Linked DNA regions of Homo sapiens: all the other regions are linked to region 2. Evidence: chromatin contacts called from ENCODE Hi-C or POLR2A ChIA-PET data. All regions are on one chromosome and are shown on one strand. Each heading gives the region's core, a stretch centred on a gene start or an enhancer-like site at or near the end of the contact. The rest is flanking DNA. Distances are from core to core; before and after follow the strand shown.

Evidence for each region. Hi-C counts contacts between places; a loop is a spot of excess contacts on that map. ChIA-PET counts read pairs that join two places held with the same protein, here RNA polymerase II (POLR2A). Pooled maps may share reads with other maps.
Region 1: a loop to region 2 is called in a map of naive thymus-derived CD4-positive, alpha-beta T cell, with 4 times the contacts of the local background. The contact joins the enhancer-like site here to the promoter of CLASP1 in region 2. A Hi-C loop is called at or near these places in 1 of 168 maps with a recorded cell type or tissue (naive thymus-derived CD4-positive, alpha-beta T cell) and 6 of 50 pooled maps. POLR2A ChIA-PET finds 5 or more read pairs at or near these places in 1 of 52 experiments (OCI-LY7).
Region 3: a loop to region 2 is called in a map of ascending aorta, with 4 times the contacts of the local background. The contact joins the promoter of RALB here to the promoter of CLASP1 in region 2. A Hi-C loop is called at or near these places in 1 of 168 maps with a recorded cell type or tissue (ascending aorta) and 12 of 50 pooled maps.

The regions. Positions count from the first base shown.
Region 1 is chr2:120,175,508-120,179,782 of GRCh38, forward strand. It overlaps EPB41L5 (erythrocyte membrane protein band 4.1 like 5), which reads left to right. Exons shown (of 25, transcript NM_020909.4): 25 at 1-3,612. Among named protein-coding and RNA genes, the nearest start is that of TMEM185B, 46 kb to the right of the region's middle. RefSeq lists an enhancer at 1,627-1,726. Within about 2 kb of position 2,509, at least 2 of the 41 ENCODE cell types and tissues checked have a DNase peak (open chromatin) inside an H3K27ac peak, as active enhancers do; they include OCI-LY7, where a contact is called at or near this core.
Region 2 is chr2:121,647,055-121,651,060 of GRCh38, forward strand. It overlaps CLASP1 (cytoplasmic linker associated protein 1), which reads right to left and starts at 2,408. Exons shown (of 41, transcript NM_001395891.1): 1 at 2,318-2,408. It overlaps NIFK-AS1 (NIFK antisense RNA 1), which reads left to right and starts at 2,600. Exons shown (of 4, transcript NR_037857.1): 1 at 2,600-3,327; 2 at 3,414-3,628. RefSeq lists enhancers at 1,362-1,990, 1,991-2,617, 2,649-2,918.
Region 3 is chr2:120,251,246-120,255,267 of GRCh38, forward strand. It overlaps RALB (RAS like proto-oncogene B), which reads left to right and starts at 1,607. Exons shown (of 5, transcript NM_002881.3): 1 at 1,607-1,735. RefSeq lists a silencer at 1,300-1,889 and an enhancer at 2,390-2,659.

The sequences.
Region 1 (4,275 bases), core at 1,259-3,758, 1.5 Mb before region 2:
CTGTACTGGCTATCTTAATATTTCAAGTTTACATCAAGATAAACCCTGAGAAGAACTACGGAGAAATCAAATAAAATCCTGTCATATTTTTTTCACCCTGCCTTTCCACAGGAAGCACTCACAGGCACCACACACGTATCATGTAACTTATCAGTGGGGTGGGTTACTGTTGAAGAGACCCTGGGGCATTTACCTCAGGCATCTGCACTCCTCCGAGCCCGGTGGAGAATGCAGGCTGCTGTAGTCTCAGGTAATGAAGGCACAGCACAGCAGTACTCCACATTGTTTCCTATTTGGACATAGACTTCATTTCCTTTCAGTATAAGCTGAATAAATTTAGAGCTTTCAAACTGGAAAAAAAAATGAAACAAAACAAATACACCAAGACCAAAATAGGCAATAGGAACAGGGGTGAAGGGATGTTGTTTCTTAAATACCTACCATGTATGAAGCTATACACAGCATATACCGAAAGAACCTGCATTGCACTAGGAATTCTGTGTTAGTTTAAAAGAGATCTCTAAAACTTCCCCATCCCTTTGGGCCTGTACAAAGAAATTCTGGATGTTAAAATAATATATACTCATCACAGAAAAATAAAGTATAGCAATGTCCATCTGTAATTCTAATACCCAGAAATAACGCTATTTAGCTTTATAATTTTCGAATGAACAAGGTAAACCTCGGTTGCCATGGGGAAGAAGGATGATGTGGAAACCATATTGGTAAAGTTGTTAATCCCTCGTTATGGAGAACTGATCTTAAGCTATACCTCCTGGAATTTGCTTTCTAGTTTTCTGTCCTGCAATATGTATATAATTAAGCACTAATTTGTACTGCTTAGCATAAAAGAACATCCAGTCTTAGATCCTTAAAACTTCATGGATTGGACTTTCCTGGGCTCCTTATAACATAATCGTGTGTCCAGGCAAACGCACACTAGTGTCTGACTGGAAAGCTCAGGAATTTTAATCTTGCACTGTTTCCCAGGGAGCTGTAGTGATTGGAACCCACGTTTGCACAAAACATTTTTGCAGAAGGAAAGTCAACACTTCTTGCTGGCTGCCTCCCCTTAGCCATTATGCTAAAAACAGCTTCTGAGTTTCACTGGTGGGGCTCTTGCCAGTTCTTAATTATAGGACATATTTTCTCAAAGCTGAAGGTGACACCTAGAACCAGGGGCTTGACCCAGGACATGATGGAATGAGCATCAAATTTTCAGTGTCTTGGCAACCGTAGATGTCCTACAGGGTTACCGTTGTGCTGCTCACCACAGAGCAGCTGAGGCATTATGCCTTGGAAGACCTAAATCTCCCATCCAGTTCAGGAGGTGACAACATCCTTATTTTAAACTTCCTAAAATTAGGAATTAGGTAGTTGGACATAGTCTGTGACCTTTATGTCGTTGGATACCTGTATTCTTGACAGTTAGAATATTGGTAGGGACTTTGTTAAAATTCACTTGAATTTCAAGCTCAGAGGAAACTTTGTCTCATGCCCTGACATGAAGTGGCAAACACGGAAGTTCATACTTGAATGCTGAATTGGCCCCGACAGATTAAATGCGTGTTGGGGATTGGTTTCCTGTCATAGCTGCTGCTGCTGCCATGCGCAGAGCTGCTGTAACAGCTCTTCCTGTTCTGCTCCCCTGAGAACAGTGTGGTGGGGAGAGGCAGGGCTGAGGTGGTCTACGAATGTGGCAGGTAGGGAAGGGGAGATGTCTGTCTCTTGAGAAGAGAGAGGCATGTGTGCCGGCATCCTTGATGGGTTCAAAGAGAAAGGTTGGAGATGATAGTGGGTGAGAAGCAGGCTGGTGAGACTGGGCTGAGGTTGGAGAAGGGGCAGCCGGGGGCACTGCTGAGGGTTTGCCGTGCACGCCTCGGACGGAGCACGGTGGGGTGGCGGGGAGCAGATAGTGCTGCCTCCCTGCGGGCAGACAGGAGAGGAACCTCAACTCAGTCCATTTCATAGCCCTGATAGGGGAAGTGGGAGTTGACAGGATGGTTTAAAATAAGACGTGAAGGTTTCAGTTACCTGCTCTAGACTTTGCCTGAGAACTTGTAAATTAATCAGTGAGACCTAATTTGTGACATGTCAGTAGCATCATCTTTTGACACACAGGAGGTCATGGTCATTTCATTCCTACTCTTCAGGAGACACTGCTGAACAGAGGAATGATTCTGTTCCTTGTGTGCTTACTTCCTTAACATTTATACATTGTTTTAAGAAAAAACTTTTAAAAATATTTCTTATAGTCTCCTAACATTTGTCTCTAGCCTTTGCCTTTGTACAATCACAGATATCCTATGGAGATTTAAGGATGAAAGCCCTGAGTTGTTCTTGGGTTCTTGGATCTGGACTACTTGTTATCTTATGCTTCTCACTTCTGGCTAAAACTTGCACCTCTTCTTCTCTTAGCTAAGCCCCAAAATGAAGATTTCCTTCAGAAGTCTTGTTAGCAGAATTATTTATCAGTCACAGAGAGAAAAATCTGCTATTTTTCTAAGTAAGAGTCTCGAGAAGCAGAGTTTTTGTCTTGTCATTGAGAGGAGTCAGCAGTCTTGTTCTGTAAAGGACCAGAGATGGTAAATACTGTCCCACTCAGCTCTGCTGGCGCAGTACAGCAGCAGCAGCCCCAGCACAGCTGTGTTCCTGCGGAGTCCCCTTTACAAAGCCGCTGACCCCTGATGTGAAACTTTGTAGAGCAGCAGAGTGGCTGCGTGAAACGGGAGGCTGGCAGGTCCTCAGATAGGTTCTGCAGTGTTACCTGTCACTTGGAGGCAGCCAACACTTCTGGACATTGCATCCTTATTCACACATGTGGCAGCTGAACGAGGTGCTGTTGTGGGTGTCTCAGCTCTGAGGGTCTTTGTGAGCTCCCACTGTTGTGGGTGTCTCAGCTCTGAGGGTCTTTGTGAGCTCCCACTGTTGTGGGTGTCTCAGCTCTGAGGGTCTTTGTGAGTTCCCACCAACTTTTAATTATTCATGCCCTTGACCATGTGGTTGCTTGGAGACCTGGGGTCTTCTGCAGACTGAAGAAGACACATTTCTAGATTATTTGTCCTTTTTATCCTCTCAAAAATTTAAACACTGTACCTCTTCAGTGGTCAGAAGAAAGTTGGAAACTTTTCCTACATATTAGGCGTTAGTATGAGGACATTTGTTTGAATTATAGAAATTTGCCCTGAGCTGAACTGGGTTGTGTTAACACATTGGTAGAGCTATGATTCCTTCCCAGTTCTAAGAGATACGATCTGTAAGTCCCTATGTCACCACATTGCTTGAGATGATCATTCAGTTACTTGTCAGGATTTCTCCTCTTCAGAGAGATTTTTTTTTATAGCACAGATTCCTTTGCCCCTTTTATCTCCTTATCTGGATATGATAAGTGGTTATGAGGGTCTCACTAACTATTTTGTGTTTACCTTTTATATGTGTAAAACTTTGCAGTAGCATTTAAAGTGTAATTTATTTTTCTATCAAGTGCACTATTCATTTAGTGTGTTCCAGTTTTATATGACTTGTATTAGAAACACTGCACTGAGTTGTTTGTACACTGAAATGAGAACTCTAGATGTAACTCTATTCAAATAAACCTTCGTGAGACATTCATGTTTTTGTGCACTGTTTCTGTTTCTTGGAACTGTGATTCCTACATGCTGACCTCAACAGAGTTAGACCAGATCCACTGTTGGTACAAACCTGAGGAAGTGAGCAGAAGCAGCCGCACTGTTTTTAGGTTGATTTCCATGTTTTTGTGGTGTAAATTTGGGAGTAGGGGCATTTTCAAAGGTTGAAAACCTCATTGGTCATCCCCAGCATATCCTGGAAGGCACGGTGGTCATTCCAAGGACAGCATGGTGCAGTATCACCACAGCTTTGGACATCGGATCTGGGCTCTACTGCTTAATACCTCAGGTTTTTTGTCTGAAATGGCACATGAAGTGTGTGTCACAGCGTGTGGTAGAGTATGCAGGTGTTGACTTCTCCTTCTCTTGGCGCCCACCAGTCCCCAGCCTTCTCTGGGTTTGCACTGCACCATCCAGCGAGGAACAGTGCCACCTGGGTTGGTTTCAGGACTTCTGCTGGGCAGAGTCATACTGCACCATATGGGTGTTGGCAAAGCTGAGAAAAGTTGGAAGTCTTCTCTTTCCCTCTCCCCTCTGTTTTCTGCCTGGGAGAGAGGCCCAGTTGGGCCCTGGAAACTAAGGAGCTTTTCTCTGCTTTTTGGAGATGTATGGAGAGGGGCTGGAACCCAGATGCAATCACCTGTAC
Region 2 (4,006 bases), core at 1,158-3,657:
AAAAAATCTAAATCTAAAACCAGTAAACATGGGCCGAGCGCGATTGCTCACGCCTGTAATCCCAGCACTTCGGAAGGCCAAGGCAGGCTGATCACAGGAGGTCAGGAGTTCAAGACCAGCCTGGCCAACATAGTGAAACCCTGTCTCTACTAAAAATACAAAAATTAGCTGGGCATGGTTGTGGGTGCCTGTAATCCCAGCTACTCAGGCGGCTGAGGCAGGAGAATCACTTGAACCCAGGAGGTGGAGGTTGCAGTGAGCTGAGATTGCACCATTGCACTTCAGCCTGGGCGACAAGAGTGAAACTCTGTTTCAAAAATAAAAATAAAAATAAATAATAAATAAAACCAGTAAACAAAATATAACACACTTAAATGACAAACTTCATGTTCTTCTGGCCAATCATTTCTCAACATCCCTGTCAAACTATTTTAAGGGTCTGAAATCTTGCTCTATAAAAAGCAAGTTCCCATCATCTGAACTACACTTAAAGAGATTCTATCCCACTAGTTACTTAAGCATAATACACCAGGCTTCAGAGTTTTACTTGCTATCAATTAAAAAAAAAGTTTACCTCTTTTACATAAATAAAGTGGAATCTGTGGGTTAATTCAAAAGCCTGACATACTAGGAGATCTGGGTTTTCCGTTCTAACACAAATTTATGGTGAAAACTTAGCAAAAGCCTTTTCTGTATTTGCCAATTCAGTTGTAACACAGAGATACAATATTTGACACCTCCACCACCAACAAAGTCTCCTCTAAGGAGTCCTGACTTTGGTTAACCTTACCTGGGAGAATTAAAAGCTATGGCTGAAAACTCCTTCATAAAAACTAAAACTTTAGAAGTCTAAAATGGTGTTACAAGGTAGCCCATAATAAACAATGAATTATAGAAACTGAGATTTCAGTAACAACTGCTAAAAAGGTGTATTACACAATTTAACAAGATAACCAGATCATCAAAATTTAAATTTCTTAACAAATGTAAAAAATAAATAATATTCAATACTCTGAGGCACTGTGCTACTTTTTATCTATATGGTCGCAACATCAATGTTGCTATTCTCCCAATCCCTTGATGAGCAAACGGAGCCAATATCCAGGATCCCTCATATCGAGAGGTCAGTTACCGTCGTAAATAATCGTAGTAATAAAAACAATTTCTAATGCCAGAATTGAAAACGGACTGTGGCACCCAAATAGGGTCCAAGGTACATGGCGGCATGAAACTATTTCTCGCTTCTGACTCTTCTGCATCACGGTCTCCCAAAGGACTAGAGAATCTGAAGCTCTCATTGCCACATCTACAAATGAAAGTATCATGTTTAAAGAGCTCACAGGTTCTACGAATGGTCAGTATTTAATGAACGCACCCCACTACACAGAAACTCACCCAGCTGCAAACTCAGCTGCAAACTCACCACAGCGTGCTTTCAGACTCCACATTAATTTTTTTTAATTTTAGAAGCAAACAACTATTTTAAAAATATTATGTAATAATTTAAACTCTGGAAAGCCCCATACTCATCCCAGCAGCTCGGAAAACGGAAAGCAAAATTCGATTAGCTCCATTGTACCTAGCCAGGCTAACGTGCAAGATCACACACTCATCTTCGTCAGAGCGTCTCTGCCAATACCAAAGAACAACAAAGGCAAGTTGAGAAGTCTGCACAGGCTTAACTCAGCACTTGTTCGCTTTCCCAGCTTCAGAAAGAAGCTCTTCGAAGGCCCCGGGAACCAAGGGGACCTTGTGCATCCCATCAAGCCGGCCGCTCCGCTCGGCGCCGCTCGCGCAGCTTTTGTCTGGCCCGGTTGGGAGCCCAGGACGGGAGCCCGGGCCGCCCGCCTCCCGGCACCCCTTCTCTCTGGATCTTTCTTCACACCCATCACTCGCCAATGACTAGTTGTTGTGGGTTTCTCTCCCTCGCCCCCTCCCTTCCTTTCAAACGCGCCCCGGGCTCGCTGGCTTCTCCCACCCGGCAGGGGAGACTCGGGTTAGGAAGGGGGCCCGGGTGGGGTCTGGAAAAGGGAAACAGAGAGGGGCACACAAAGCCCGACTGACCCCAGGGCCGATCCCCTCCCTCTGCAAAGCAGCCTGGGCTCAGCGACCTACTGGTTGGATAAACAACCCTCGCATCCCGCTCCTCGCCAGGCTCCCACCTCAGGGCCGCCCCATCCCCCCAAAGTGCACCCAAGAGCCGATGACAGCGCTGGACATCGCCCCCACCCAGACCCGGCGCCCGCCACTGCGCGGGAGGGGCCAGGGCCGCGAGAGGGCTCGGGTCTGACCCTCCGCCCCCTGACCGGGTACTTACAGCCCTGTTTTTCGTTACTGTTGCCGCTGCGGACCAGAGAGCCGCCGCCTTCTCCTCCACCCCAATGAGGTTAAGCGCTTGGTGCGGGGATTAAAAAAAAAAAAAAAGAAAAAAAAAAAAAAGACCGAGAGAGCGAGAGAGACGCCGAGGGCGCCTGCGCAGTGCGGTCACCCTTTTTCTTCTTACCGCCACCAACCCGGGTACACCATAGAGAGCGTAAACCGAGACCAGAGAGGCGGCTGCCTCTCTATGGTAACGCCCCGCGCAGGCGCTGGCCTGGCCGTGTTAGGCTTCGCTGGCGTAAAGTCCCCGGGAGCTTTGCCCCTCACGGAGAACGTTAGTTGACCCTGATGGGGACCCGTAGGGTAAAGGTTTTGTTTTTGTTTTTTTTTACGGAAAAGGTTGTGGTTAGGCCCCTTGGAAAGTTGCGACAAAACTCGAGTTAGACAAGGAAGGTCGGAACTAAGTGGCCACAGCAACAATGCACCAGCAAGCAGGGAGCGTGATAGGAAGAGCTAAAGAGGAATCGGGAAACCCTGGGTAAAAGTCGTCCAAGTGGAACTTCCTTTGGTCGGGGGTCTGATACTCGAAGGAAACGGTCTTTCACTTCTGGGTTAGGGCGTCCGCCCAGAGGGCGACTGCAATGAAGGAAATTGTGCCCTGCGACTTCCCGTAACAGAGCTGTGTGTCCACGCTCCCTTTTCCGAGCAGGCGCGGACGCTTGTGCCGGAAGTAAACTTGTTAACGGTTCTTTGCCTTTTGGGGAGGGGAGACAGCCCAGAGAAGGCTTTGGAGACCCTTGAGTCGGCCAGCGAGCAGGGTTTCTTACTTGAGCGCCTCCACAAATAAACGCTCCTTCGCTCCTCCGTCGCGTGCGTTTCCCTGGGATAATAAGTGGGAAAGTGGTGGCTTTTATTTTTTTGAGACAGGGTCTCACCGCCGTCGCCCAGGCCGGATGGAGTGCAGTGGCGCGATCACGGCTCACTGCAGCCTCGACTTCCCAGGCTCAGGTGATCCTCCTGCCTTAGCCTCCCGAGTAGCTGGAATTACAGGCGTGCACCACCCCCCCCCAACTACTTTTTGTATTTTTTTGTAGAGATGGGTTTCACCATGTTTCCCAGCCTTGTCTCAAACTCCTGACCTCAAGTGATCCGCCGTCTTGGGTCTTCGAAAGTGCTGGGACAGCAGGAGTGAGCCACCGCATCTGGCCCGGAAAGTGTTTTGGAGCGTAGAAAAATGCAAATTATAGGGCTGCCTTCAAGGATCCCGAAGGACCCACAGATTTGCCGCATCAGGCTCCTATGCACGCCGGTAATTTGATGTGTTGAGATGCACTGCCCAGTGCGTTGTTTTTACTGGAGGAGCTTGTGTGCGGAGCTCCTTGCTAGTGTATGTGTTGGGATGGGAGAGAAGTGCGGGAGAACTATGAGATAATGCCCCCTGATCCTCAGGGTCTTAGGAGGTATGGTCGGAGAGGCTAAGCTAAAGTATGAAAGCCGTGTGTAGGCCCTTCTGTGTAGTGCAGAAAAGGTAGAGGTATGTGATTTGAAAGAGTAGGGATGACATGGAGGATGCGACTCCTGGTTGGATCTATAAACTAATGTCTTTGGAACGAAAGCACATGCAACCTTTTGAAAATGGATGGGTGATAATGAAAGACCATTCCAGAGAAGAAACACCATGGTGCAA
Region 3 (4,022 bases), core at 357-2,856, 1.4 Mb before region 2:
CCTTTCCACCAGGCTGCACGCGGTCACACTTGATACAGATGGGCTTTGGGAGATAAGGCTGTACCAGATTGGTGATCACACACTTGACTGTACATCGTGGCCTCTGGTGGCAATCACTAATGTAAGCTCACATTCCTGAGGCACTCACCAAGTTCCTAGCACTGTACTGAGAGCTCTATGTGGACTTGCATGTACATCTTCTTACCTATAGCATGGAGGTGCTGCTATTGGGCAGCTGGTGAAACTAAAGCCCACAGAAGTAGTTTCCTAATTAAGTAACTGCTAGTCACAAGGTAGAGCCCTCCTTTAATCCTATGCTTCCAGACTCCAAACCTGTGCACTTAACTGTTACTCCGTAAGAAAAGGTTTGGGTCTGATTCCTCTTCTAGGTTATAAATACTAGGGAGCTTCCTCTTTGAGAAGCCTCCTACCCCATCTCCTTACTGTACCTAGCAAAGTGTCTGTCATACGATTAGCACTCAATAAAAGTTTTAAATGTGAATGAGAATGGTAAAAACAGAATACTTAGTAGGCTAACACTAGGATATTCTTCTGATTGCACTTTTTTGTTAAGTTGGTCACTTAAGACTAAGGTAAAGCTTCTGTGCTTTTTGATATAGATGCTGATGGAGGGACTGGATCTGGTAGATACATAGCAATCTAATCATGGCCCAAAGCCTCCAATATAGTATACACATGCATCCTAACTTACAATGATCAACAATGAAAGAATTAATTACACTGTGCTAGCAGCCATGGATATCACATTGCATAAGAGATAGTTCCCTCCCTTAGAGATAAGAGGCAGACGTTTAAACTGTCAGTTGCGATGGCTTGTGACTCTCATGAGGTCTGCGTAGGGGTCAGCACGGTCACAAAACCTGTGGAGGAGGAGGTGGTTAGGAAGGAAAATCCACCGAGATGAAGCTGTACTGGATACAAAATCACACGTTCCTGGGCTTTGGCAGGGAGCTTGCCCACTGCACTTCCTGCCTCGAGGCTATGGCTGGGGTGGGATTCTGGCCCTTGTAGGCGGCCTGGGTCCAGTCTCCGCCATGCACTCACTAACTCCATTACTGCTAATGGGATGTCATCAGCGAAGCGAGTGGTGGCGGCAGGTGGAGTCCCGCCCCAAGACCCCCGGGCGGCATCCCCATCGCCGCGCTCCAGCACTCTTCGCCACCTCGTAATTTTCTTCTGTTTCTGTATGATCAGGTCTGTCCTTCGCTTTTGCTTTCCATTACTTCGTCCTAGCCCTGGCCTGAATCCCACAACTGGCGCCCCACCTTGTGCACCCGCACCCGCCCTCAATACCGGCGGGCAGCTCCTCCACTGCCGCAGGGTTACCAGCTGCGTGTCCGAGGGGCAGAGAGAGAAACAGAGGGGGACGGGGCAGGCGCGCTGGGCCCGCCCCCCCGTGCCTGGGGCAGCTTCTCATTGGTGAAACCTCCTCCCCGGCCGCCCGCTGCTTGGAAAATCAGCCTCGGATTGGCTGACAGCCCCCCGACGGGCGTGGCTTCCGAGGAGAGGGCAAGAACGGAAGCGAGGGCGCGCTCTCGAGAGGAGGGGTTGCCTAGGCGACGCCGGAGGCGCGCTCGGGGGGTGGGAAAGCGAGCCCGGCAGCTCAATGACAAATCGGTGGAGGACGGCTGGGGTCCGGCCCCGGGAGGGGGCGGGGCGCGTTTAAGAGCTGCGGGCCGGGTGCGGACGGCGGAGGCGGCGGGACTGGTCCCTGGTAAGGGCGCGGCGCCCGCGGGCCCCGGGCGGGGTGGGGCGCGGGCTGGGGAGTGGGGTACGCCGCACGCCCGCAGCCTCTTGCTCCCTCCGTGCCGGGCTGTGGCCGGGCGGCGGCAGGACATGTCGCGCCCCGAGGCCGGCGGAGGGCGACGCCCCGGCAGCGGCCCCGCTCCGCTCCGGGAGGACTCCCTGGGGGAGTCTCGGCTTCCTGGGCTGCCTGGGGCTGAGGAAGTGGGGGCGGCCTCCGCCTCTCCCTTGTAGCCGCGGTTCCTTCCCTATCCCGCAGATGGCTCTGCTTCCACTTCCTGCCGCGGGCCTCCCGCTCGGGACCGTCCACTTCCTCAGTCCTCCGGCCGCGGCTTGGGCAGGGTCAGGGCTGGGAAGTGTTGCAAAAACTTAACTGCCCTCGGAACTTGCACGCGCCGTGAACTGGGCGGTGTTCCTAAAGGGCTTCGGTTTGCTGGTTTTGTTTTGGTCCTGTCTTGCAAATGAGCATAAAGTTGTTTCTCCCCCAGCCTCCTCCCCTTTCCTTTCTGATAGGGGCCAGCGGCGAAGGGGCTTCTAAGGGGAAGCGCCTGGACTGGGCATCGCCGTCCCGGTTCTTGCCGCCTGTGGGAGTGTGAGGTTAACCGTGCTCGGTGCAGGGTTGCGGGGCGCGGAGCTTGCTGCGTCCACACTGCTTGTGTGAGCAGTGTCCTCTCTGTGCTCATTTCCAACGAGAAACGTTGGAACTTTGGTGTTCTTATCAGGTGAGTCTTCGGGAGAGAAGTGCTTGTGCCTGGCGGACTGAATGAATTGGCCGTGGAAGAGACTTGGCTGATTGCTCATCTGGGTTACCTGTGACTCATCTTCAGCCCTTGTAGAACAGTGCACTTTCTGCTCTGTCCTGGTTTCCTAACCTCATTTCTTCTGAAGTTTTGGGGATGGATGGTGGGCATGGAGTATCAGAGGGGATAGTGAATCTTTTAGAGGTGTCAATGACTGATGTTCCAAGCAGAGCCATAAGATTGTTGGATGTCAAAGCTCAGAACCGGTCAAGGCTCAGAATGCTCCTTAAACCTGGAGCAATAGAAGCACAGTATCGAAGTTCCCAGAAATGGGCCGACCATGAAAGGTAGCACTGCATATTGGGAAAAACAGGAGGGGTGAGTTTGAAGACCTGGGTTTGATGCAGGTTCTGAGAGTTTACCGGTGTTGTGATGTGGAGCACGATCTTTCCCCCTCTGAGCTCCAGAGTCAGCAACTGTAGAAGGGTGATGATAGTTATCCTAATTGTTAGGATTAAACGAAATAGGAGCGGGGGAGAAGAAGGCCAGGGAGACATATCCTTTGTGCGTGGCTTTAGTTGTCAGCCGGTCTGCTTTATTCTGACCACATCTGGGGCTTTCCTTCCTTGCCCATTCACATTGCTTCCCATTGGAAACAGCACTCTTATCGGAGATCTCAGCCAGATTTCCCTCTGCCCGAGGAATAGAACATTTTCCCAGGATTGTGTGTGGAAAATAGTGTAAGTTATTAGATATCTTTTGGGAACTTGGGACCTAGACCATAAGGATAAACAGGATTTAGAGTCTTCCACGGCATATGAAGAGATTTTGGTAGAAGATGAGGGTAGAAAAGTTCTAAATTCTTGCCTTGACTGAAGATGGCTTGAGATTCCATGAAAAATTTTAAGCCTGAGAATTGAGATAATCCTTTTTTTGTTTGTTTTTGGGGGCAGAGTCTTGCGCTATTTCCCAGGCTGGAGTGGAGTGGTGTGATCACCGCTCACTGCAGCCCCCACCTCCCAGGCTCAGGTGAGTCTCCCACCTCAGCCTCCCGAGTAGCTTGGTACAGTCTTGCACCACCATGCCAAGCTAATTTTTGTATTTTTTGTAGAGATGGGGTTTCACCATGTTGCCCAGGCTGGTCTCGAACTGCTGGGCTCAAGCCATCCTACCACCTTGGCCTCTCAAAGTGCTGGGGATCACAGGTGTGAGCCACCCCGTCTGGCAGGGATAATTCTTTCTTCCAAATCACGTAATCCTACTATGCCTCTTTGCATTTAGTTGCTAAATTCTTACCCCCCTCATGTAACTTATGGAAGTTAGAAACATCATTAGAGACCTTTCTTGAAAGCTAAATTTGGAGACAATGTAAGACTAGAGTGCGAAGAGATCTAGGTGAACTCTGTAGTTTTCCAGTGTAACTTGTCTCCAGATGGTATACAGGAGTCCCACTTTTCCTTGGCTCCAGTTACTGCTAAACAGCCCCTGCTCTAGACATGCAAGACGCTTGGTTTTTTT